3 separate regions of the Homo sapiens genome follow, and all the other regions are linked to region 3. A link is a loop called in an ENCODE intact Hi-C map of the cell type or tissue named here. Cell type or tissue: A673. All regions are shown on one strand. Region 1 has its middle 180 kb from the start of RDH14. Region 2 has its middle 300 kb from the start of KCNS3. Region 3 has its middle 47 kb from the start of RAD51AP2.

What was found. A loop is a pair of places that touch in the nucleus more often than their neighbours do. Peaks named below come from ENCODE experiments on the same cell type or tissue, not always from the same donor. Only the 100,000 strongest peaks of a DNase experiment are listed, where the experiment ranks them.
Region 1: it touches region 3 in a loop (5-fold over the local background); 5 of 110 quality-filtered maps call a loop at or near these places.
Region 2: it touches region 3 in a loop (3.0-fold over the local background); 4 of 110 quality-filtered maps call a loop at or near these places.

What each region holds. Positions count from the first base shown.
Region 1 is chr2:18,373,396-18,381,395 of GRCh38, reverse strand. No RefSeq gene overlaps it. Among named protein-coding and RNA genes, the nearest start is that of RDH14, 180 kb to the left of the region's middle. In A673, a CTCF peak has its summit at 3,143 (motif pointing right); DNase peaks (open chromatin) are centred at 855, 1,315, 3,175 and 3,405; H3K27ac peaks cover 3,432 bases.
Region 2 is chr2:18,174,672-18,182,671 of GRCh38, reverse strand. No RefSeq gene overlaps it. Among named protein-coding and RNA genes, the nearest start is that of KCNS3, 300 kb to the right of the region's middle. In A673, a CTCF peak has its summit at 3,725 (motif pointing right); a DNase peak (open chromatin) is centred at 3,751; H3K27ac peaks cover 2,868 bases.
Region 3 is chr2:17,467,571-17,475,570 of GRCh38, reverse strand. No RefSeq gene overlaps it. Among named protein-coding and RNA genes, the nearest start is that of RAD51AP2, 47 kb to the left of the region's middle. In A673, a CTCF peak has its summit at 4,589 (motif pointing left); DNase peaks (open chromatin) are centred at 4,110 and 4,500.

The DNA.
Region 1 (8,000 bases), 910 kb before region 3:
TGGGAATACTTTAAGGCTTGGGTTGAAGTTGCATTTTTCCAGAGAGAATTTCTGTCTGTTTCTTCCAGTTTCCTGGAACACTATCAATCAAGGCTAACTTTAATGCAAATTATCTGCTTGTGAGAAATGGTTTATGGTTATAAATTCTTAGGTTAAACCTTTTTTCCTGCAATGCTAACATTGAAATATGTGTGTTTCCTTGCCATCTTCTTCGGTGCTGTAGGTTTGTTTTTGTTTACCACAAAAAAATGTGTTTCTTTGGGGTCTCAACTTCATGTGGGCAATTCCTAGTTGACTCACCACCTTGAACGGGCTTTGGGTTTATTTCCTATTTTATGAACCACATGCAACCATAAAAATGGAAGTTTAAAGGCAACAGGGCTTGACCGATTCCCTGAAATAAAAGCTAGGATCAGCATTCACTTATCTCACTTCCTTTTGGGTTTCTAAGGAATTGTTACTTTCTTGCAGAATGAGCTAAAGGAAGAGATCTTTGTTTCCAACATATTACATGGATTTTTAAAAGTCATTTTTTCTTGGGGTGATGCCTTTGGGATACCTAGTGCATAATATTGCAGGAAACAGAATCCACCCCCACCTCCCACCCACCCTACATGGTTCCTTTTTCTCTTTCTGCTCTACTGGTCCTATGTTTGGCTTTTACCTGCATGATTTTTAGGTGGCTGCTATACGTCTAACAGTCTTTTGGGCATTGCAGGCAGGAAGGCATGGAAATGACAATGGAAAGAAAACAAAGTGTATTATTTTAGTATCTTCCTTTTTGTCAGGAAAACATTAGCTTTTCTAGAAGACTTCAACTGACAGTTCATTCACCAGAATTGTGCAACATGACCACCCTTGGTGCAAGCAAACTGAGAAATGAGCCAGACATGCTGCATTATGAAAAACGGGCTCTGTTAATAAAGAACTAGGGAATAGATATTGCAGTAGGAACCTGGAAATGTCTTCTGTTCCCTGGAATCATCAGAACAATAATTATAGTTTTTTTTTTTTGTTTTTTTTTTTACGCTGGGTTATACCCAGTGACAAATGAGCTATGATGTAAAACAGTGGTCCCCACCCTTTTCGGCACCAGGGACTGGTTTTGTGGAAGACAGTTTTTCCACAGATTGGGGGGTGAGTGGTTTCTGGATGAAACTGTTCCACCTCAGATCATCAGGCATTATTAGTTAGATTCTCATAAGGAGCACGTAACCTAGATCCCTCTCATGTGCAGTTTGCAATAGGGTTCAGGCTCCTGAGAAACTAATGCCTCCACTGATGTGACAGGAGGCGGAGCTCTAGGCGGTCATGTGAACGATGCGGAGTGGCTGTAAATACAGATTATGCTTCCCTCCCTCGCCTGCAGCTTACCTCCTGCTGTGCAGCCTGGTTCCTAACAGGCCACGCACTGGTACTGGTCCATGACCTGGGGGTTAGAGGCTCCTGATGTGAAAAATAGACAGATGATATAGAGATACAGAATCTCTCAACATTAGCCCTACTGACATTTTGGGTCAGGTCATTTTTTTTCTTGACAGGGACTGTCCTGTCAGGACCATAGGGTATTTAGCAGCGTCTCCTGTGGTCTCCACCCACTAGATGCCAGCAACACTCCCACTCCACGACAACCAAATATGTCTCAAGACATTGCCAAATATCTCCATGGAAGAAAAATCACTCCCAATTGAAAACCACCGATATACAGATACGGATGGACATTACATAGATGTAGATATGCATATGTAAATATGTGCACATATAACATGCCCAGGTGTGCACGTGCCTGCACACACACACACACACAAACACGTAAGATTTACTTGCTGTTCATCCCTAACACTAAGGTTGTAGCCTTTGGGGTTCCAGCTTTATGTAGGTCTCGAATTTTCACTGAAACTGTCTGAGGAAGGTACTATTATTATTCCCTGTTGACACTGATAAGCAAACTGAAGCTCTCAGAGATTGAGTAACTTGCCTAATACCACACAGCTAGTCATACTGTGGTGAGATGAGGCGGTGGTCTCTAGTCAGCTATGAACAATCTCTAAAACTTATATCTTTGATTTGGCTGAATCTTACCAACCTTACACCTTCCTGTTCCTCTTCACAATAGTTACCTGTTTATTCAGAATATTGCTGTTGCAGAGACTTCTGTAATGTTCTTCCTCTAACCCTTTATGTCATTTACATCATATGTCTGACCTTCTCTAATGCATCCTCTTGTGTAAAGACTTCCATTTCTCCAAGCTCAGCTCAAGTAACATCAAATGAAACCTAACACTGGAATGTAGACACCCTTCAACTAGAGATTTCATTAATTTTTAGATTCCATAGTTTCCTAACAAGACTCACTGAATAGATACTGTGTTACACAGTCCAGATCCCCACTTCAGGGCCAACATAGCCTGGTCTCAGCGTCTGGAAATATCAGCTGCTAATTTATAATGTGACCCTGACAGAAAATTGCACTTGACTTTAGGGAACTGGTTTGTCCAAGGTTATACACCTCACAGGAGCTCGCCCATGGCCAATAATTGGCCAATGCAGGGACACAAAGGCCCAGTCTCCCTTAATTTGGGACAATTCCAAAAGGCCATCTCAGCTCCAGAGCTCCCCATGAGACTGGCTGTGGCAGCAGTTCTAACTATGTTGTTATTCGGCTTCTCTTTCTGCACAATTCTGTCTGTGTAACTTCTTCATAGGTGCACCTTCTGAGAGTAATCACCCATAAACCATCTATATGCTACTCTTTGTTTCATAATGATCTCCAGATAATCCAATCAATCCAGTTGATGTCAGCGGTGGATCTAAGATGTGGACCAAAGAGAAATGGATGGAGCATCTGGTAGTTTGTGATACAGAAAAAACACAACTATCAATAAGCATACTGGTATTACATATTTTAAAATCATGTTGCACTTTCTAGTTGGAAATACATTCTTTTGCAAAATTTCTTATCAAACATCCATGAAGTCCTTGAAGGTTTGCAGAAATTCCTCCTAATTCCATGGAAGAGATGTGCATGGCTGTATCACCTATGCCAGTGTCCAGAATAAGAGCCATTCTCCTCCTGACTCCTCATCCTTGGCCTTTGCCTCCCTTCGAGGGTCTCCTGGCTCCACAGTCTTCTTCGGTGAAGAGTTACCCCTATCCAACAGCAGAGGGCAGCAAAGCCTATATTCTGACAACAGAGATTTCCTTGACAGGGATTTTCAGTCTCAGGGCAAATAATTTCAAAGAACTTTGTTACTGAAGACTAAAGCTAATTAAATTATCACTCTGGAGTGAAGATTACCCAGAATTAGTAAAAAACAAAATTTGCATATATTAAGTATACTGACTCCTGGAATAAACCCGAAAGCACAAGGGTAAATCAAACCCAAGATATCCAATAACCTCAGGGCCTCATCTGAAATCTCTGAACCCAGGAGTGAAAGGAATTTGAGGTGAGGCTGTGGCTCCATGAGCTTTCCATCCTCCTTCCATTCAGTCCATTTGTGCTCCTCCCCAACTGATTGGACAAACGCCACTAGGAAGCAAATGTGACAAATCACAGTCATGGCTCCAAATGACCTCAGGAAAGAAGGAAATGTTCCTATTCATAAACATGTCTCCCAATTTATTTAGCATTTTTTAAAAAGTATTTGAAAAATATTTTATAACTTTTCCATATTTGCTTTGCACAGATTTGCACAGATTTGAATACCTTGTATTTCCTTACTTCACTTGCAAACTATGTATTTTATTGAAACTGCATGTTTTAAAACTATGGCTGGTGTATAAAATACAATTGTCTTTTATTAATATCAGAAAAAAATATAAATTATTAATGTAAGCAATTTTTATAGTTTTTTTGGCTTTTCTGTGAAAACAATTATATTACTTGAAGTTAATGATAGTTTACTTTCTCCTTTCCAAACCTCGTACTCCTGCTTTGTCTTATACTAGTTTATTGGCTAGAACAACCAGTAAATGGTTAAAATAAGAGTGGATAGCTGGTATCCTTGTCTTTCCTCATATCTTTGGGGGAATACTTTTAGTATTTTATCATTGAGCATGATATTTTCTGAAGGAATTCTTTAAAATACATAATTTATCCATTCGTAAGAGATTAATAATGATAAAATGTTTAATGTCTTCAAATATTACTTTAAAATTCATTGTGATGATTCCACAGTTTTCTTCCCTCTGTTTCTTAGTATGATGCAGTAGGCACATCGTCCATGATCTCATCCCTGGCAGCTGTGAGTTTGTTAGCCCACATGGCAAAAGGAACTCTGCAGAAGGGATCAAGTTTAAAGATGTTGAGGTGGGGATATCATCCTGGGTGATAGAGGTGAGCCCCGTCTAATTACATGATCCTTAAAAATGGAAGAGGGCGGGAAAGAGTGGGTCAGAGAGATGCAGTATTGGACTAACCCACCATTGTTGGCTGGGAAGAAGGAGAAAGGAAACCATGAGCCAAGGAATGCCATGGCCTCCCAAAGCTGGAATCAGCACACAGTTTATGGCCAGTAAGAGAACAGAGACCTCGGTGCTACAGCCACAGGGTACTGGATTTTGCCAACAATCCGAATGACCAAGGAAACAAATTGTCCACTGCAGCCTCCAGAAAATAATTCAGCCTCGTCGGCACCCTCATTTTAGTGCAGTGAGGCCTCCATCTGACTTCTGAGCTTCAGAACTATAATATGATAAATTTTCAGGATTTATTACATCAGTAATGGAAAACTAATACACATGGCAAATCACATGAAAAGATTTTCTATTTTGAACCAACCTTACATTCTTGGAATAAAGACAGCTTGTCATAAAGTATTAATTATCAATTTGTTATACATCGTCCAATTCAGTTTGCCAAGAGTTTGTTTTGGATTTTCCTCTATCATTAGAAGTGGCCTGGCACTTTCTTTCCTTATACTGTTCTTTTCAGACGTTTCTATCAAAGCTATCCTGATCTCAGCGTTAGGGAGTGTTCTGTGTTACACATCCTAAAATTGGTTGCTGTGGGACTGCAATTCTTTCTTCTATCAAAGCTTTGTAGAATTAACCTGTTTATTCATTTGCACCCTGTTTGATCCTTGTGGGAAGACCTGAAGCACTGATTTAATTTTTTAATAGTTATAAAACCCTGCAGTTTTTCTATATATTCATAAGCCAGTTTTTATTATTTATTATTAGTATTCATTTTATTTGGCTGTATATGACAAAACAAAACAACTTTAAAAAACAGGCCCCTGCCCTTCAATGTATGTAGTTTCACTTACACAAGATAAATAAATTCTAGAGCTCTGCTCACAATATTGTGCCTACAATTAACAACATGGCATTGTGCACATAAACATTTGTTAATAGAGTAAATCTCATCTTAAATGTTCTTGTCATGATCAAAAAAATAAGGCTTAAATAAAATAGAAATTAATTTCTCCCTCACATAAACATAAACTCTCCAGGACTGGTATAGTAGCTTTGCGATGGGTAGAGCCCTAAGTTGTTTCTTCCATGTTTGCCCTAGAGTTTCCAGGATACACTCACAACCAATCTTAGTCCATTACAAGCATCACTATAGCACTTCCTGGGTAGTGCCAGTGCCTTGTAACAGAGTATTCTCAGTGTCTCTCTTTCATCCCCAATACCCTTGCTGTCATTTTTCTCATGTATTCGTATGCTATAATGATGCAACACATTGCTAGCTATTAATACTCTAAGGAATTAATTAAGAATGAGGAAAATAAAATATTTTATTTTACCTTCATTTATCCCTTCTCTGATTTTTTTTTTATTCTTTATGTGGACCCAGGTTTCTAACTTCCATAATTTCCCTTCTTTCTGAAGAACTTCTTTTAACATTCCTTTCAAGGCAAGTCTATTGCTCACAAATTCCCTCAGTTGCTGTTTGTCTGAGAAAGTCTTTATTGTTCCTTTACTTTTGAAGGAAAATTTCTATGGATAATAATTGTAGCTTGGTGGGTTATTGTCACACTTTAAATATTTCACTCCAGGCCGGGTGCGGTGGCTCACGCCTGTAATCCCAGCACTTTGGGAGGCCGAGGTGGGCAGATCAGAAGGCCAGGAGATCGAGACCATCCTGGCTAACACAGTGAAACCCTGTCTCTACTAAAAAATACAAAAAAATGAGCCGGATGTGGTGGCAGGCACCTGTAGTCCCAGCTACTCGGGAGGCTGAGGCAGGAGAATGGCGTGAACCTGGGAGGCAGAGGTTGCAGTGAGCCGAGATCGCGTCACCGCACTCCAACCTGGGCAACAGTGCAAGACTCTGTCTCAAAAAAAAAAAAAAAAATTTCACTCCACATTTTTCGTCCTTGAATGCTTCTTGAATAGAAGTCTTATGCGATTTGTATCCTTGTTTCTTTTAAATAAGGTGTTTTTATTTTAGGGCCACTTTCATGATTTTCTCTGTCTTTGGTTTTCTGTAATTTGTATATGGTATACCTAGCTATAGATCTTTCAGCATTTATCTTGCTTGGTGGTCTGTGAACTTTCTAGATTAGGGGTTGGGTGTCTGGCATTAATTTTGGAAAATTCTCGGGCATTATTAACTCAAATATTTCTTCTGTTTCTTTTTCTCTTTCTGGTATTCCCATTATATTCATGTGATATCTTTTGTAATTATCCCACAGTTATTGGATATTCTGTTCCATTTTTCATTTCTTTTTTCTCTTTGCATTTCAGTTTGACATCTTTTCAAGCTCACTGACTTTCTTCAGCCATGTCTAGCCTACTGATTAGCCTAGCAAATAAATTTTTAAAAGTCTTCTGTTACAGTGTTTATTTCTAGCATTTCCTTCTGATTCTTAAAGTGTCAATCTTGCTTCTTAGATTAACCATCTGTTCTTGCATATTGTCTGCTTTTCCATTAAAGCCCTTAGCATATGAGGGGACTTCAAAAGTTTATGGAAAATTTGAATTCAACAATAAAAATAAAAAATATAAGCTTTGTTTTCTAACATAAACTCCATCAAGGTCCAGACACTTTTGTAAGCAATGATACCGGCCACTTAGTCTATCAATAAAAAACTAAGGGCCCTGGGAATTTAACCATGCCAATGTAGTCTATTTACTTTTTTAATTGAAGAGAAATGGGTGCCCTTTATAGGTATTTTAAGAGTAGGAAGCAAAAATATGTCAGAAGGAGCCAAATAGAACTATAAGCTGGGTGCCTACAAATTTCCCATCAAAACCCTTGCAAAACTGCCCTTATTTGATGAGAGGAATGAGCATTGTCACTGTGGAGTAGCACTGCAGACAGTAGCATTGTCATGGTGGAGAAGGACTCTCTGGTGAAGCTTTCCCAAACTTTTTTTTTTTTTTTCTTGAAGCTTTGGCTAACTTTCTCAGAACATTCTCATAATAAGTAGATGTTATCATTATTTGGCCCTCCAGAAAGTAAGCAAGCAAAATGCCTTTAGTATCTCAAAAAATTGTTGCCACGACCTCTGCTCTTGACTGGCCCACTTTTGTTTTGACTGGACCATTTCCACCTCTTGGTAGCTATTGCTTTGATAGTCCTTGGTCTTCAAGATCATACTGGTAAAGCCATGTTTCTTCTCCTGTTACAGTTTGTCAAAAAATGCTTCAGGATCTTGATCTCATTTTTAAAAATCCATTGAATGCTCTGCTCTTACCGCAGCTAATTTGGGTGCAGTGGTTTTGGCAACCATCAAATAGAAACCTTGCAGAACTTTAATTTTTCAATCCCAATTGTGTAAGCTGAACCAATTGAGATGTCTATGGTGTCAGCTATTGTTTCTGCTGTTAATTGTCGGGCCTCTTCAATTAGGGTATGAATAAGATTAATTGTTTCCTCTCAAATTGATGTGGATGATCTGCTGTGGGCTTCATCCTCAACATTGTCTCATCCCTTTTTAAAATGAGTTGTCCATTTGTAAACTGTTTTCTTTGGAGTACTGTCCCCATAAACTTTTTGTAAAGCACTAGTGACTTCACCATTCTTCCACCAAAGCTTCACCATAGAT
Region 2 (8,000 bases), 710 kb before region 3:
TGATAAAAGTTTATAGAGATAGAGTTACTCTGACCCCCCTCTAATTATTACCAAAAAATAACAGAAGGAAAAATCAATGATCCAGAACACAAGAGACTTGAGTTCCAGTCTTGGATTAGTAGTTTACTAATCATTATCACCTTGGGTAAGTTAAAACCTGCATTGGTTTCATTGCGCTTCTCTGAACAATGACAATAATACCACAACATACCTAATTATGGTTGTTTTAAGTATCGAGATAAAACAGGTAGAGAAGCTTAGGGATCTAAGAAAGGTTATAATAACCATCAGTGTTGCTCTCTGAAAATTGTGGAGTTACCACCGGATGGAAAATAGACTATGTCCTGCAGTTATGCATTTCTTTAAATATTTGGTTTTAATATGTCCTGACAACTTTCTAATAACCCCTCAAGAATCAGGTAGCACACTGATGAGCACAATGGGTAGGGAGGAAGTGGTGTAAGACAGATATGATGGCCCATTATGTGGGATGTTATAAGTGTGGTGAAGAATTTGGATTTTTTTTTTTGAGATGGAGTCTTACTCTGTTGCCCAGCCTGCAGTGCAATGGTGCAATCTCAGCTCACTGCAACCTCTGCCTCCCAGGTTCAAGCAATTCTCCTGCTTCAGCCTCCTGAGTAGCTGGGATTACAGGCACACACCACTACACCCAGCTATTTTTTTCTATTTTTAGTAGAGACGGGGTTTCATCATGTTGGCCAGGCTGGTCTTGAACTCCTGACATAGGTAATCCACCCACCTCAGCCTCCCAAAGTGCTGGGATTACAGGCATGAGCCACTGCACCCTGCCAAGAATTTGGATCTTATCCCTAGGGCAGTGGAAAGCCACCAGAGGTTTCTGGGAAGACTGAGATCTCTGCTCTGGTCTACCTGTTAAAAGACCACTGGAATGACTGTGTAGAACACATGCTGTCTTGGAAGGCTTTTGCAGGAGTGCAAGCAAAGGATTAGAATGGCTTGAAGGAAAGAGGAATTTGGAATGTGCTTTGGAGGTGAGTTGACAAAGATTTGTTGGTAGATTAGATGTAACACGTGAGGGAACAGGAAAAATAAATTACCTCTAGATGGTACTTTAGCAGCTAGGTGAATACAAATGTCATTTATTGTAATGGGGGATGCTAGAGGAAGGAATCAGTTTGGGGTTGAAATAGAAAATCCTGTCTTGGCCATGTTAATTTTGAAAAGCCTAGTAGACTTCCAACCGCCCTGAGCTACTTACTAGTGTCACCCCTGCTGATCATTGAGAATAACTGTGAAAATGAAAAAAAAAAATCATGCTTCACTGCTGGGATCTGCATCAACTTAAGAAAAATAAAAGTTCACTGGAAAGAGAGCTTAAAATACGCCACAACTTCATTACCCTTTTTTAGTTTGGGTGTCAGAAACCCAATGGCAACTTATTTTATTAAACAGAAAAATGGATTAGCTCTTCAAATGGAAAAAGTCTAAGCAACACATTGCCGGATCCAAGCACTTAAAAGACATCTCAGAAATCTGACTGTCAGTTTAGCTTTCCATATGTTATCTCCATTGTTAGGCAGGATTTCTCAAGAGACAGCTCTCACGCTGTCTCTCTAGGGCAGTGGAAAGATTGCTCAGGGTCAATTCTAATTTTACTTCTTACCAGCTTAGCAGCTCCAGAGAGAAAAGAGAAACTTTTTCCCAATAGTATCAAAATGTCACTGCCAGTCCTGAGCTCCTTACCATCTCCAGAGCAGACATCAGCTCCTTACAAACCACACAAACTGAGAGGGAATTAGAGGTGCTTTGACCAGAAAAAAAAAACTACTCTTGGATCAGAATAAATAACAGAAGGCCACTAAAAAGCTTATAGAAATAACTGAAGTTTTAACAGCAACAAAAAGAAAACATATTGTTTCATACAACTTTGCTAACACTACATAAAATTTGTGATTTATCTCACAACATATGTGACAGTAATCAAGCTGGAAGATTTATTTCATTTCTTACTCAAGAAAAGTGATTGCTGTTGCCACACACTAAAATCAACTCCATCTAAGTAAATAATCTGATGTGAAATTATGGTAGAAAAACTACTACCAAAGATCTGTCAGTTCTTTGAATGGACACCTTTCTAAATTTTGAAACAAGAAAAGAAAACAGAAAATGTCAGCTTAAGAATTTATACCTTTTAGAACAACCAAATAAAAATCCAAACAGTTGGCTGGGGAACACAGGTGCATTCAGAATTCTTTCCTGTGTCCACTCATTAACCTAACATTTGCTAAGTGACTACCCAGTTCAGGAACTGTGAGCTAGCCCAGGCTGCCAAACAAAGCAGGCAACCTCCCTTCTCCAGGTCAGACCATATTTTATTTTGATCTCCATGAAAACCTAATCTTAACACATGCAGAGAGTGAGAGGGGTTAAAGGGTTTGATTCACCCTTTGTTTCTTATTAATTTCAGAGTCCAAATATAAACCACAATGCTTTAACCCCCTGCCCAAGGGCACCTGTCTTCACCCATCAAAATAGTCTTGGGGATCCCGGAGCCAGTATACAACCAGCTAACCTGGCAATGGTGTCAGGTGGCAAAAGGATTCTCCCTGGCCTTCAGCGACACCCTGTCGTGACAACTTAAGTCATCCCCTCCAAAGAGATGAAGGTTCTTATTGTTCTTGTTTCATTCAGGGACACAGCAAAGAATGTATGATGAGACTCAATTACAATGTTCTTGGACTCTACTCCAAATGGTGGTAAAGAAGATTTTCCCTATTCTTTTATAGAAATTGCAAGTTCTCATCCCTCATTGCAACACAGGTATCAGGTAATATCATCTGCTTCCTCTGACAAGAAAAAAACTTTTGCCTGCAGGTGCTAGGGGTCTTAGCCCCATATTGGAGATTTTCTCTAGGAAATTTTGTCTAGGAAGATTTCCTGTTCTCACAACATTTTTGAGTGTCTTTAACAACATTTTTGAGTGTCTTTAATGTGTCCCCAGTCACTTCATATTTTTCTCAAGAAATTAGCAATCCTGTACAGGAGACAGACATGTAGCATATGGTAAAATATAGTGTGGTAAATTAAACAATAGACTATACATTAGTAACAGACAAGGTCTTGCTAGGTAAATAGCAAGTGTGACCAAGGAAATGTTAGTATTCAATTTTATAAAGAGGAATCTCTCTGCCTACACTGACTCATCTGGTTCATATCGAAATATCTAGATCCTGATAGACAAACCAGAAAAAATATATGAGTAGATAATTCATACCTGAGAAAGACAAATGGTAGACAAACACAGAAAATGTTCAACTTCTAACTACCAGAGAAGTAACAAGTTTGAAATGAGGTATTACTTGACACTTAAAAATGTAAATATGAGATCCAAGGCTGGTGAGAGTTGTGTTGTAATGCTTTAAAAACCCTTTTTGTATAATTTTATTTAATATAAAGAGACAAATTCAATGTCCTCAAAATTCAGCTACTGAGGATTTAACCTAAGGAAATGTTTTCAATCTATACATAAATATATTCAATAAAGAATAAGAATTATTTTAATAGTAAAAAATGGAAGTAGTTTGCACATAAATAATATTAGATAAATTTTATAGTTATTTTTCTGGTCATTAAGATTACAGAAATAAAGGCTAAATAAAAATTAAGTAAGTAAACTCTTCTGTGATTTTGATCATTCAGACACTTATCAACTGAGGGTAATTATTGGAGATTCATGGAGCTGCCACTAGAGGGAGTGCTAACCAAGAGTTGGGTCTAAGTACCATGGCATCTGAAGCATGCTGGTGTCTTAGGGGCCCAAACACAGGAGAAAGAGGAAATCAAAAGATAGTAACGGTAAGTACAGAAATTAGAAAGTCATTTCCACAGGGAATCAGAGAACTCAGAAAATAACTTAATAATTATCAAAGGTATCTCTCCCCAAGGAAAGAAATGTTTCCTGGTACCTTTCTCACTCAGCTTCTGGGAGCCCTTCATGAAGGCGATTCCTGCCAGTTGACCTTGATGTGCCATCTGTGATCTCCTTGGTTAGAGACTGTGTTGTTGGTTAGTGGTATCTTCTTCCCTCAATGAACTACTTTTTTTTTCTTACATCACCATCATTCAATGAAAAACAGTGGAATCCCTGGATAGTTAAATGTGTGCTGAAAAGAACTCTGCTAAATTATGTGGATCTTTCCAATTTGCTCCTTGGAACTTTGTGGCTGCATTGAGTGAACCAGAAGGATTATGTTTGCATAAGACAACTGCCGAGGAGGAAAAGGGGGAAATAATGGCAGGTGGAGATGGACATAGTCCATGCACAGGGGACTGCGATGGGGAAACCTAAGAGTTTGGAGGTTAGATCATTCTCTGAGAGCTAAGAAGACCGTTAAGTGTTGGAGCCATGTAAAATTGCATTTAAATGTCAATGCTCCCTTTAATTGTCAGAGCTCAGGCAAGTCACTTTACCTCTCTCTTTGCCTTCATTTCCTCCCCTGTAAAAATACTTCCCGACACTCAGAGAGATAGAAAGTAGAAGGATGGTTACCAGAAGCTAAGAAGGGCAGTAGTGGGGCACGGGGAGGGGAGTGGGGATTAATGGGTACAAAACTATGGTTAGAGACCGGATGCCGTGGCTCATGCCTGTAATCCCAGCACTTTGCGAGGCCAAGGCGGGTAGATGACGAAGTCAGGAGATCGTGACCATCCTGGCTAACACAGTGAAACCCTGTCTCTCGAGGCGGGCAGATCACGAGGTCAGGAGATCGAGACCATCCTGGCTAACACGGTGAAACCCTGTCTCTACTAAAAATACAAAAAATTAGCCGGGCATGGTGGCAGGCGCCTGTAGTCCCAGCTATTTGGGAGGCTGAGGCAGGAGAATGGCATGAACCTGAGAGGCGGAGCTTGCAGTGAGCCGAGATCACTGCCACTGCACTCCAGCCTGGGTGACAGAGTGAAACTCTGTCTCAAAAAAAAAAAAAAAAAAAAAAAATTAGCTGGGCCTGGTGGTGGGCGCCTGTAGTCCCAGTTACTTGGGAGGCTGAGGTAGGAGAATGGCGTGAACCCGGGAGGTGGAGCTTGCAGTGAGCCGAGATAGTACCACTGCACTCCAGCCTGGGTGACAGAGCGAGACTCCATCGCAAAAAACAAACAAACAAAAAATTATGGTTAGAAGGAATAAATGAGATCTAGCATTTGATAGCACAACAGGGTGACTATAGTCAATAGCAATTTAATTGTACATTTTTAAATAGCTGAAAGAGTATAATTGGATTGTTTGTAACCTAAAAGATAAATGCTTGAGGTGATGGATATCCCATTTACCCTGGTGTGATTATTGCTCATTGCATGCTTGTATCAAAATATCTCATATACCCCATAAATATATAAAATATATACACCTAGTATGTAATAACAAAAATGAAAAAAATATACCTCCCAGCGTTTGAGAATAAAAATTAACAGTAATAATTATGAAGCAATGTTTCAGATTCTTACGTAGCCTTATTGATTTACAAATGCTTGCTACAAACACCCAGCTACTGGTTTAACAGTTTATCTTATGTCTCTATTATCTTCAAATTAGAGGCCAGATCTGGATGGGTCCAGCTGGTGGGGCATGGATGACAAGGAGAAAAGAGCATCTGAGAAGGGCATATTGGCAGCCAAGTGAGATGCTGACAATGAATATATAAGACAGCTGCAGTGCAGGACTACTTAGAGTAAGAAGCAAAAAGGAGGTCATCTCAGAGTCATGACGAATGGGTCAAATTATATTTTCTTTGAGCTGATAATAAGAATGAGAAATGTGTGGTTAGGAATGATTTCTATCATAGATGAGATTTTTAAAAATTGTACTTAGCATGCTAAGTTTCTGCTTTCTGGTGTACCCATTTATGGAAATACCTATCTGTTATTGCTCCCACAAGAGGAGTCATCAGAACAGATGTTACTCTAACATTTATGAGCTGAGAGTTGGATATTGTGTTTAACTTTGATAGTTTTCATGTATCACCAAATGGAATCTCACTTTTTCAGAGTTAACTTCATCCAACACGATTCATTTTAAAAGAACAGAAATTTCCATTGTTTTTACAATTGTTGCTATTGTTTTAATTAACATTTTAATTTAAGTGGGCACATTTCACATATGGAACTCAATTCTCTTTCCAGTAGCCTAAGGGTTCTTAAACTGATGAGAAAAATCAAATCTATTTAATGTGGACAGGATTAAAGAGCTGTTACAATAATATTTTCCCAAGGGCTTTTGGTAAATTTAAAATATTAATTCTGGTTTTATCATATATATACATATTTTTTGAAATATATTTGGTAAATATATAAATTATGTTAAATAATAAATGGCAAGATGTATCTAAAAAAGGTTGTGTAGCATTAAGATTTATATAAAATGAAACATATGAAATGTAATATAAATACATACAACATAATGCCCTACATCTACTGCCCACCTACTTTGCAAACACTGCACTAGCCACTATAAGAGGAGGGTTACGCCAAATATTAAGAGGCTATTAAAAAACAAACATAATCAAGTAAGTTTGAGAAACATGAAGTTAAACAGAGTTAGAGCTCCCTTTTTAAAATTTTTTTCATAAGTTATTGGGGTACAAGTGGCATTTGGTTACATGAGTAAGTTCTTTCATGGTGATTTATGAGATTTTGGTGCACCCATCACCCAAGCAGTATGCACTGCACCATATTTGTAGTCTTTTACCCCTTGCTCCCCTCTCACTCTTCCCTCCAAGTCTACAAAGTCCATTGTATCATTCTTATGCCTTTGCGTCCTCATAGCTTAGCTCCCACATATCAGTGAGAACGTACAATGTTTGGTTTTCCATTCCTGAGTTACTTCACTTAGAATAATAGTCTCCAGTCTTACCCAGGTCATTGCAAATGCTGTTAATTCATTCCTTTTTATGGCTGAGTAGTATTCCATCATATATATATACTACAGTTTCTTTATCCACTCATTGATTTATGGTCATTTGGGTGGGTTCCACTATTTTGCAATTGTGGATTGTGCTGCTATAAAAATGCATGTGCAAGTATCTTTTTCAAATAATGACTTATTTTCCTCTAGGTAGATACGCAGTAGTGGGATTGCTGGATCAAATGGTAGTTCTACTTTTAGTTCTTTAAGGAATCTCCGCACTGTTTTCCATGGTGGCTATACTAGTTTACATTCCCACCAGCAATGTAGAAGTGTTCCCTGATCACCGCATCCACTCCAACATCTACTGATATTTTATTTTTTGATTATGGCCATTCTTGCAGGAGTAAGGTGGTATTGCATTGTGGTTTTGATTTGCATTTCCTTAATCATTAGTGATGTTGATCATTTTTTCATATGCTTGTTGGCCATTTGTATATCTTCTTTTGAAAATTGTCTATTCATGTCCTTAGCCCACTTTTTGATGGGACTGTCTTTTTTTACTGATTTGAGTTCATTGCAGATTCTGGATATTAATCCTTTGACAGACATATAGATTGTGAAGATTTTCTTCTACCTAGCTTTTCAGTGCATTCAGTGAGTTAATGCGAGTTGGAAAGCACTTAGAGAGGCCATAGTGAGTGTGCAACATTTCCCAAGCTTATTATATCATGGACCATTTCTCCCTGGAGGAGCATATTTTGGGACCAGGGTTTGGCAAATGATATACTGGGAACTCGCACTGCAAAGGATACCACAATGGTGAAATCACAGTCTCCTTCCACCGGAGGCTCATAGAGTAGATGATGAGACAAAGACCCAAATAACTATAATAAGAAGAAACTGCAAATATTCTAAGATACAAAGTTCTGAGTTCATCTCCCTGCAACATTTATTAAACATAAATGTAAGAGAACTGAGTTGATATTTTTTCAAGTTTGGATTACAAATTGTCTTTATTAGACTACCATTGAGGCAGGATATGGTGGCTCACACCTGTAATTCCAACACTTCGGGAGGCCAAGGTGGGAGGATCGCTTGAGCCCACTAGTTTGAGACC
Region 3 (8,000 bases):
GGAAATTTCTTAGAAAGTATAAGTGGGAGTGGTGAGCACACAGTCAATGTAGGTGTAAGAGGAAGTGACTTACTTCGCCTGTTGCTTAAAGAGATGTTGAATAATTTCACATACATGTGTTGTGTAAGATCTTTCCCACATTGTTGGCTTTTCCTCAGATACACATTCTGCTTTTAATATTTATTGACATTCATTCATTCATTCACTTATTTACATATTTATCTTGCAACAAACATCTGCTAGATTCTATAACAGCAAGGGAAGGAAAGATAAAGATGACATAAAATTGTACCAAGTGTAGTGACAGACACAGATCTTCATTCCTGCTTATAGGAAGTTATAATCTGCTGAAAGACTTTTTAAATAATATGGTTATGTTTTTAAATAATATGATTTTTAAAATATTAAACCATAAACATATAAAGTAATATGGTTATATTTTTTGATTTCTAGAAAAAAAAGCACTAAAGAGCCAAAACATGGATATTATGTTTTTGCCACTAAATTTCTGAATTTTTTTACATAAATCACTTCGCTGTCCATCTCCGAATTTGTGAAGTAAGGAGTTTGCAACTTCGAAATGCTATGAGCTGCTCAACATCGTTAGTTATTAGGGAAATGCAAACCTCAGATATCTTAGATAATCTGCATAATAAGATATCATTTCACTTCCACTAGAATGGCTGTAATAAATAAGGAAGACAATAAAAAATTTTATTGAAGATGTGGAAAATGTGAACTCTCATACATTGCTGATAGGAATGTAAAATGGCAAAGCCACTTTGGAAAATAGTTTGGCAGTTTCTCAAAAAGTTAATAACCAAACTATCATGATCTAGCCACCCAACTCTACATATTTATTCAAGGTAATGACAACATAAGTCCACACAAAGACTTTTGAGTGAATTTTTATAGCAGCATCACTATTCCTAGAGTCAGAAACTGGAAAACCCCAAATGTCCATCAGTTTGTGAATGGGTAGACAAAATGTGGTAGATCTATACAATGGAATATTATCCAGTAATAAAAAGGAACAAACTACTGAATATTACTTTATAGATGAACTTTAGAAATGTGTAAAGTGAAAGCATCCAGATATGAGGCTACGTATTGTATGATTTTTATTTACAGAGACAGAAAGTAGATTAGGAGTTTCCTGGGGCTACTGGTAGGATAAGAGTTTAACTCTAAATGGACATAAGAAATCTTACTGAGGAGATAAATATGTTCTACGACTGATTTATGATTATGGTTGATTATTAAGAATAACTAAGTTATAAACTCATGAAAATGGGTGAATTTTGTGATTTGTAAAATGTACGTCAATAAAGCTGTTTGAAATATGCTATAAGCAATAAATGATGACCTGTCTTTAGAGACACGCAGAAAAAAGACAAGGTATGGCCAGAGTCAGCACATTTTCTGAATGTGATTTCCACATTCTCGCACAGAACCATTACTTGAAGTTTAATACTTTTCCTTCAGTGCTTTCACAATGTAATTTAATTTGTTTTGCCTGAGACTTTAATATTTCATATTCATCAAGCATTTGCCAAAGAGGCACTGTGTTCCTCTCACTTTCCTAGAAGAATAAAGGGGGTGTGGCACATAGAAGTTGGCTAGGTGTACTCTATGGGGATGTCTCTACTTTGAGTCTGAGCTTCACTCCATTGTGCTATAGCTGGCTGCTTGATTAGCTAAGGAAATGCAAACATAATGAGTTAGTGCCTGCCAACTCAGGAATTGTGCAGGTTGCCTTTAATTGTTATTCTCTGTAAACTAATTAATAAATTAATAATTTCAGAGAGATATTTTCATTTTTATTCTCCTTATTTCTTCTTTTAAATGTTTTTACTAATTTCTCTTCATTCACAAAAGACTGACATGTTAACCCTTCTTTTCTAAGTATGTTTAATTCCTTTTTTCATTTTCTTTTTCATTTTATCTGTTCTCCTGTAAATGTTCTTTACTTTTTTGGTTTCTTGATTTCTTCTTTGTGGCAGTTGTGTCTGGCTATGAAAACTCTTGGAAAATGTAAACTTTCATCAAAAATTATGAAAATAAATTGAATCTCAGGAAATTAATTGGCTTTTCCTTCTCAAATATTTATAGATATATGACTCAAGTGAAATCACAAAGCTGCAAAGTCACTTCTTGAATGCCTTTCCTATAATAATTTTAAAAAAACAATTTTCTTCCCCATTGAGCTTCTTGCTTGCTGCTCTTAGTGACACAAAATACCAAAGTATTTATTAAGTTGGGACAGTCAACATTTAGTTTTTTCTTCTTCAAAACCAATTATAATTTATCCTGGATTCTTTAAAGAAGGAGAATGGAAGCCAAAATAGAATCATGAAGAGCTAAGAGTAAAATTTTTCCAATTAGCACAACAGGTTGTCTATACAGACTGGCCCTAGCAATCCTCCCTACTTATCTTAGCATTATTGCTATCTGGTTTGGATTATAATTCCACTGGACAGGTTATTATAGCCTGAAAGCCACCTAGTATTTTGTCGATATTAAATAATCCTTAAGTAGGCATTAGCCCTTTGATTTTACTGTACATTACCATAAATAATGAATCTTTATCGTTACGTATTCACTTAGGTGAAATTACCATGAAGTCCCACTTAGTAATTCACTGTATCCTAGAATTCTAGGGTCACTAAAGAGTTGATTTTTTTGGACTCACTGAAAATATTTTGCATTAGTTTGTCTCAGGCAAGTTTAGTATCATACTGAAACCAATAACATAGTGAACTCTAACTGAAACAAACCCATCCTACAAGCAGAAGTGGTTTATTAAAGCATACTTGAGCAAAGTCTGACTATCTAAAGATTTCTTACTTGATAACACATGCAAAATAGAACCTTAATGATAATAGAAAACACTTATTTCATGCAAACTACATGCTAGCACATCAAGGAATAACTCATTTAATCTTCTCAATTTTACAAGTGAGAAAACTGACGCAGAGAGGTAAAACAACTTGTACAAGTTCCCATACTAGAAAGGAGCAAAATTGAGACTTAAACCCAGAAAGCCTATCTTCAGTCTATGTGCTTAATTACTATATAGAGCCTTTCTGGGTAGATAAGATTCTATATGTGGTACATAGTAGCTTCAGTATATACTTAAAGAATGAAAAGAAAACACCATACCAGATAAAACTAGGCTTACTGGTAGTACCCTATTACAATCTGGGGAGAGAAAGCTAGGGGAACAATGTCTTAAAAATTTGAGAGAAAAACATTTACTGTTCAGAAACTTTTAACAAGCCAAATTTTTAATCAAATTTGAGATTATAGTAAAAACAATTTCATTTTCTTTTTAATTATTTTTTTTCTTTTTTAAATTCAGAGTTCATTTTCAGCCAGGTCAGCATTACCCTGATACCAAAGCCAGACCAAGGACACTACAAGAAAATTACATGCCAATATCCCTGATGAACATAGATGCAAAAATTATCAACAACATACTAGCAAACTAAATTTAACAGCACATTAAAAGGATCATTCAATATGATCAAGCAGAATTTATCACATGGATACAAGAATGGTTCAACATATACAAATTTATAAATGCTGTATATGACATTAACCAAATGAAGCCCAAAAACCATATGATCATCTCAATCGATGCAGAAAAAGAATTTAACAAAATTTAACATCCTTTCATAATAAAAATTCTCAACAAAGTAGGTATAGAGGGAATGTACCACAATACAATGAAGGTCATATATAACAAATCCACAGATAACAACATACTCAATAGTGAAAAGTTGGTCAGGAGCAAGACAAGGGTGCCCACTGTCACTTCTTATATTCAGCAAAGTACTAGAAGTCCTAACCAGAGCAATTAGGCAAGCAAAAGAAAGAAAATGCATAACAATTGCTAAAGAAGCTGACCTGTTCAGACTTTTGTTTCCATTATGATTGTGTAGAAGCAAACTGGCTTCACTACTGCCATAAAAAAAAAAATAAATATACAGTGCTTAGGTTATTACCAGCAATATCCCAGAACTCAAATATGAGGATGAGTCATTTCCTGGGGCCACAGAAAACTTAAAATCTGTGAGCAGATGATCGGAGAATCAGATTTCCAAATCCACAATGCTCCTCTTCCCACTCTGCTTAACAGCAAGCATGGGGAAAATTTCCCGTAACTCTCAGTTTTTAAAACACTGGAAAAAGTGAGTCAAGGTGGACAACCAGCTTCTCCACCATCATTGGTTCACTGACAGGAGACTCATCTCTTCCTCAACTTACAGGAAGCATTGTGACTGCTAAATGAGAGAAATTACTCCTGCAGGCAGCTAGTGAGAAAGTAGGGAGGCAGGACTATCATACCCAGCCCTGAAAATTCTGCTGTGTAACTCAGCCAATGGAGAAGCCAAATTAAAGTGGCTGTTCAGCAGCACAATGCTGTAGGAGGTACGTTCCACAGGTCCCCTGGGCATGAGCCCAAGCCAGCTTTCCCACACTGCCATGATATCCCCCTTGAGACCTCCCCTATTCAGGATGGGCAGTATTCTGATTGTTAGAGCTGGGAAGAACCTGGGCTTATAGTGCCATCTAGTGCCAAAAATGAGGGCATGATCTAGCGAAAGAAAAAAAAAAAAAAAAGAAAGACATTCAACAGTTACATTACAAAGAATCTCTAAGCAAATATAACCAATTAAAACCAAAGCAAGCCGACAGAGAAGACGGGACTAAATACATAATCATTCAATGCAAAGAAATAGATATACATCCACAAGAACAAGGGCAAATGGGGAACCAATGAGAAGACAATATGTGAGCTCTCTGATCAAAAGTTCAAAATCCAGTTTTAAGGAAACTCAGTGATCTCCAATATAACACAGAAAAGCAAGTCAGAAATGTATCAAAGAAATCTAACAAAGAGATTGAAATAATTTAAAAAATCAAATGGAAATCTTGGCTCTGAGAAATACATTTGCTGAATTGAAAAATTTATTAGAGGCTCTTAACAGCAGAATGGATCAAGCAGAGGAAGGAATCAGAGAACTTGAAGACAGGCTACTTGAAATTATACAGTCAGGAGAGAAAAAGGATAAAAAACACAAAGATTTCCTACAAGATTTAGAAGATTACCTCAAAAGACCAAATCTGAGAATTACTGGTATTCAAGAAGGAGCTGAGCAAGGGCAAGAGCAAGGAGTAGAAAGCTTATTCAAATAAATAATAACAGAAAACTTTCCTCAACTTGAGAAAGATAAATATCCAGATAGTAAGGTCCAAGAACCTCAAATAAACTTGACCCAAATGAGATGACCAAAAGGCATGTAATAATCAAGCTCTCAAAGATCAAGGACAGAGAGGGGATCCTAAAAGCAGCAAGAGAAAAGAAGCAAATAACATATAAAGGAACTCCAAATTATTTGGAAACAGACTTCTCCATGGAAACCATATAGGCTAGGAGAAAGTTGGATGACATTTTTAAAGTACTGAAAGAAAATAACTTCCATCCAAGAATACCGTATCCAGCAAAGCTATTCTTCAAATATGAAAGAGAGATAAAATCTATCCCAGACAAACAAAAGCTAAGAGAATTTACCCCCACCAGATCCATCTTACAAGAAATGCTAAGGAGAAGTCTTTAATTTGAAAAAACCCTACTAATGTGCAAATTGTAAAGGAAGAAATATTGCTCCTGTTTTCAGACGACTTGATCTTATATATAGAAAATCCTAACAACTCCACCAAAAAACTATTAGGGCTTAAAACTAATTCAAAAAAGTTGCAGGATACAAAATCAACATACAAAAATCAGTAACATTTCTATGTACTGACAGTGAATTATCCAAAAAAGAAATCAAGAAAATAATCTCATTCATAATAGCTAAGCAACAACATTAACAACAGAAACAACAAAGGAATAAATTTAACCAAGGAGGTAAAAGATTTGTACACTGAAAACTATAAAACATTGAAAAAAAATTGAAGAAGACTCAAATAAATGGGAAGATAGCCCATGCCCATAGATTGGAAGAACTGATGTTGTTAAAATGTTCATACTACCCAAAGCAATCTACAGATTCAATGTAATCCATATAAAAATTCCAATGACATTATTTTACAGAAATAGAAAATATGTATGGAACTATGGCAGATCCTGACTAGACAAAGCAATCTTTAGCAAAAAGAACAAAACTGAAGGCATCAGACTACCTGATTTCAAAATATGCTACAAAGCCACAAAGTTGTCAAAACAGCATGGTACTTCTATAAAAACAGACACGTAGACCAATGGAATGGAATAAAGAGACCATAAATAAACTCACAAATTTAAAGTCAATTGATTTTTGAAAAAGGTACCAAGAACATACAATGGCGGAAAGAACTGTCTCTCCAATAAATGATAGTAGGCAAATTGGATATCCACATGCAGAAGAATAAAATTGGACCCTTATATCATGCCATATAAAAAAAATCAACACAAAATGGATTAAAAACTTAAATGTAAGACCAGAAACTGTGAAAACACTGTAAGAAAACGTAGGGGAAAAGCTCCACAACACTGGTGTTGGCAATAATTTTTTGGATATGACCCCAAAAGCACAAACAATGAAAATGAAAATACACAAACAGGATTACATCAACCCAAAAGAGCTCATACAGCCAGGAAAATAATCAATAGAGTGAAGTGACAACCTAGAGAATGAGGGAAAATATTTGTAAACCAAAGAGGTTAGTATCTAAAATGTAAAAGAAACTCAAACATCTCAGTAGCCAGAAAATAGCCTGATTAAAAACTGAATTTGAATAGACCTGTCTCAAAAGAACACATACTAATGCCTAACAGATATATGAAAAAATGCTCAACATCAATAATAATTAGGGAAATGCAAATTGAAACAACAGTAAGGTATCACCTTACACCTGTTAGAATGGCTAATATCAAAAGGCAAAAGATAAGTGTTGGCAAGGATGTGAAGAAAAGGAAACCCTTGTATACGGTTGGCAAGAATGTAAATTAGTACAGCAATTATGGAAAACAAGGTATCTGCACTCCCATGTTTATTGCAGCATTATTCATAATAGCCAAGGTATGGACTCAATATCTTAGTGTCCATCAATGGATAATGGATAAAGAAAATTTGATACGTATATGCAATGGACTACTATTCAGTCTTAGAAGGACATCTTGTCATTTGTAATGATATGCCACACATAGAAAGACAAATATTGCATAATGTCACATATATGTGAAATCTAAAAAGTTAAACTTAAGGAAGCAGGAATGGTGGTTACTGGGGGCAGAGTTGTGGGTAGCTGGGGAGACAAAGGTAAAAGGATACAAAATTTCAGTTAGATAGAAAGAGTAAATTTAAGAGGTCTATTGTGTGGCAGAGTGACTGTAGTTAACAACAATGTATTCTAAAAAAATGCTGAAAGTAAAAATAAAAGTAATTTAAGTTTCAAATACTCAGAAAATTTTCCCTCCGTGCATCTTTTATTAGAAAGCTACTGGAAGTTAGACGCTAAATTTAAAAAGAGGAATCATGAAATAGAGAAAATAGTGAATCCATCATGAGATTTTCAAGAAGATACAAGATGAAGAGGAAAGGAAGACCCAAGAGGACAACTCTGCCATAGGTTTAAAGAACAAATCATCACATGGAGTAGCAGGAGGTCTCTGAAGAGAGGTTAAGAGAAAAAAAAAAAAAGAGTTGACATGCTATTTTTTTTTTTTTTTTTTTTTTTGAGACAGAGTCTCACTCTGTGGCCCAGGCTGGAGTGCAGTGGTGTGATCTCGGCTCACTGCAACCTTTGCCTCCCGGGCTCAAGCGATTCTCCTGCCTCAGCCTCTTGGGTAGCTGGGATTACAGGCACGTGCCACCACACCCAGCTAATTTTTGTATTTTTAGTAGAAATGGGGTTTCACCATGTTGGTCAGGATGGTCTCGAACTCCTGACCGCAAGTGATCCACCTGCCTTGGCCTTCCAAAGTGCTGTGATTACAAGCATGAGCCACC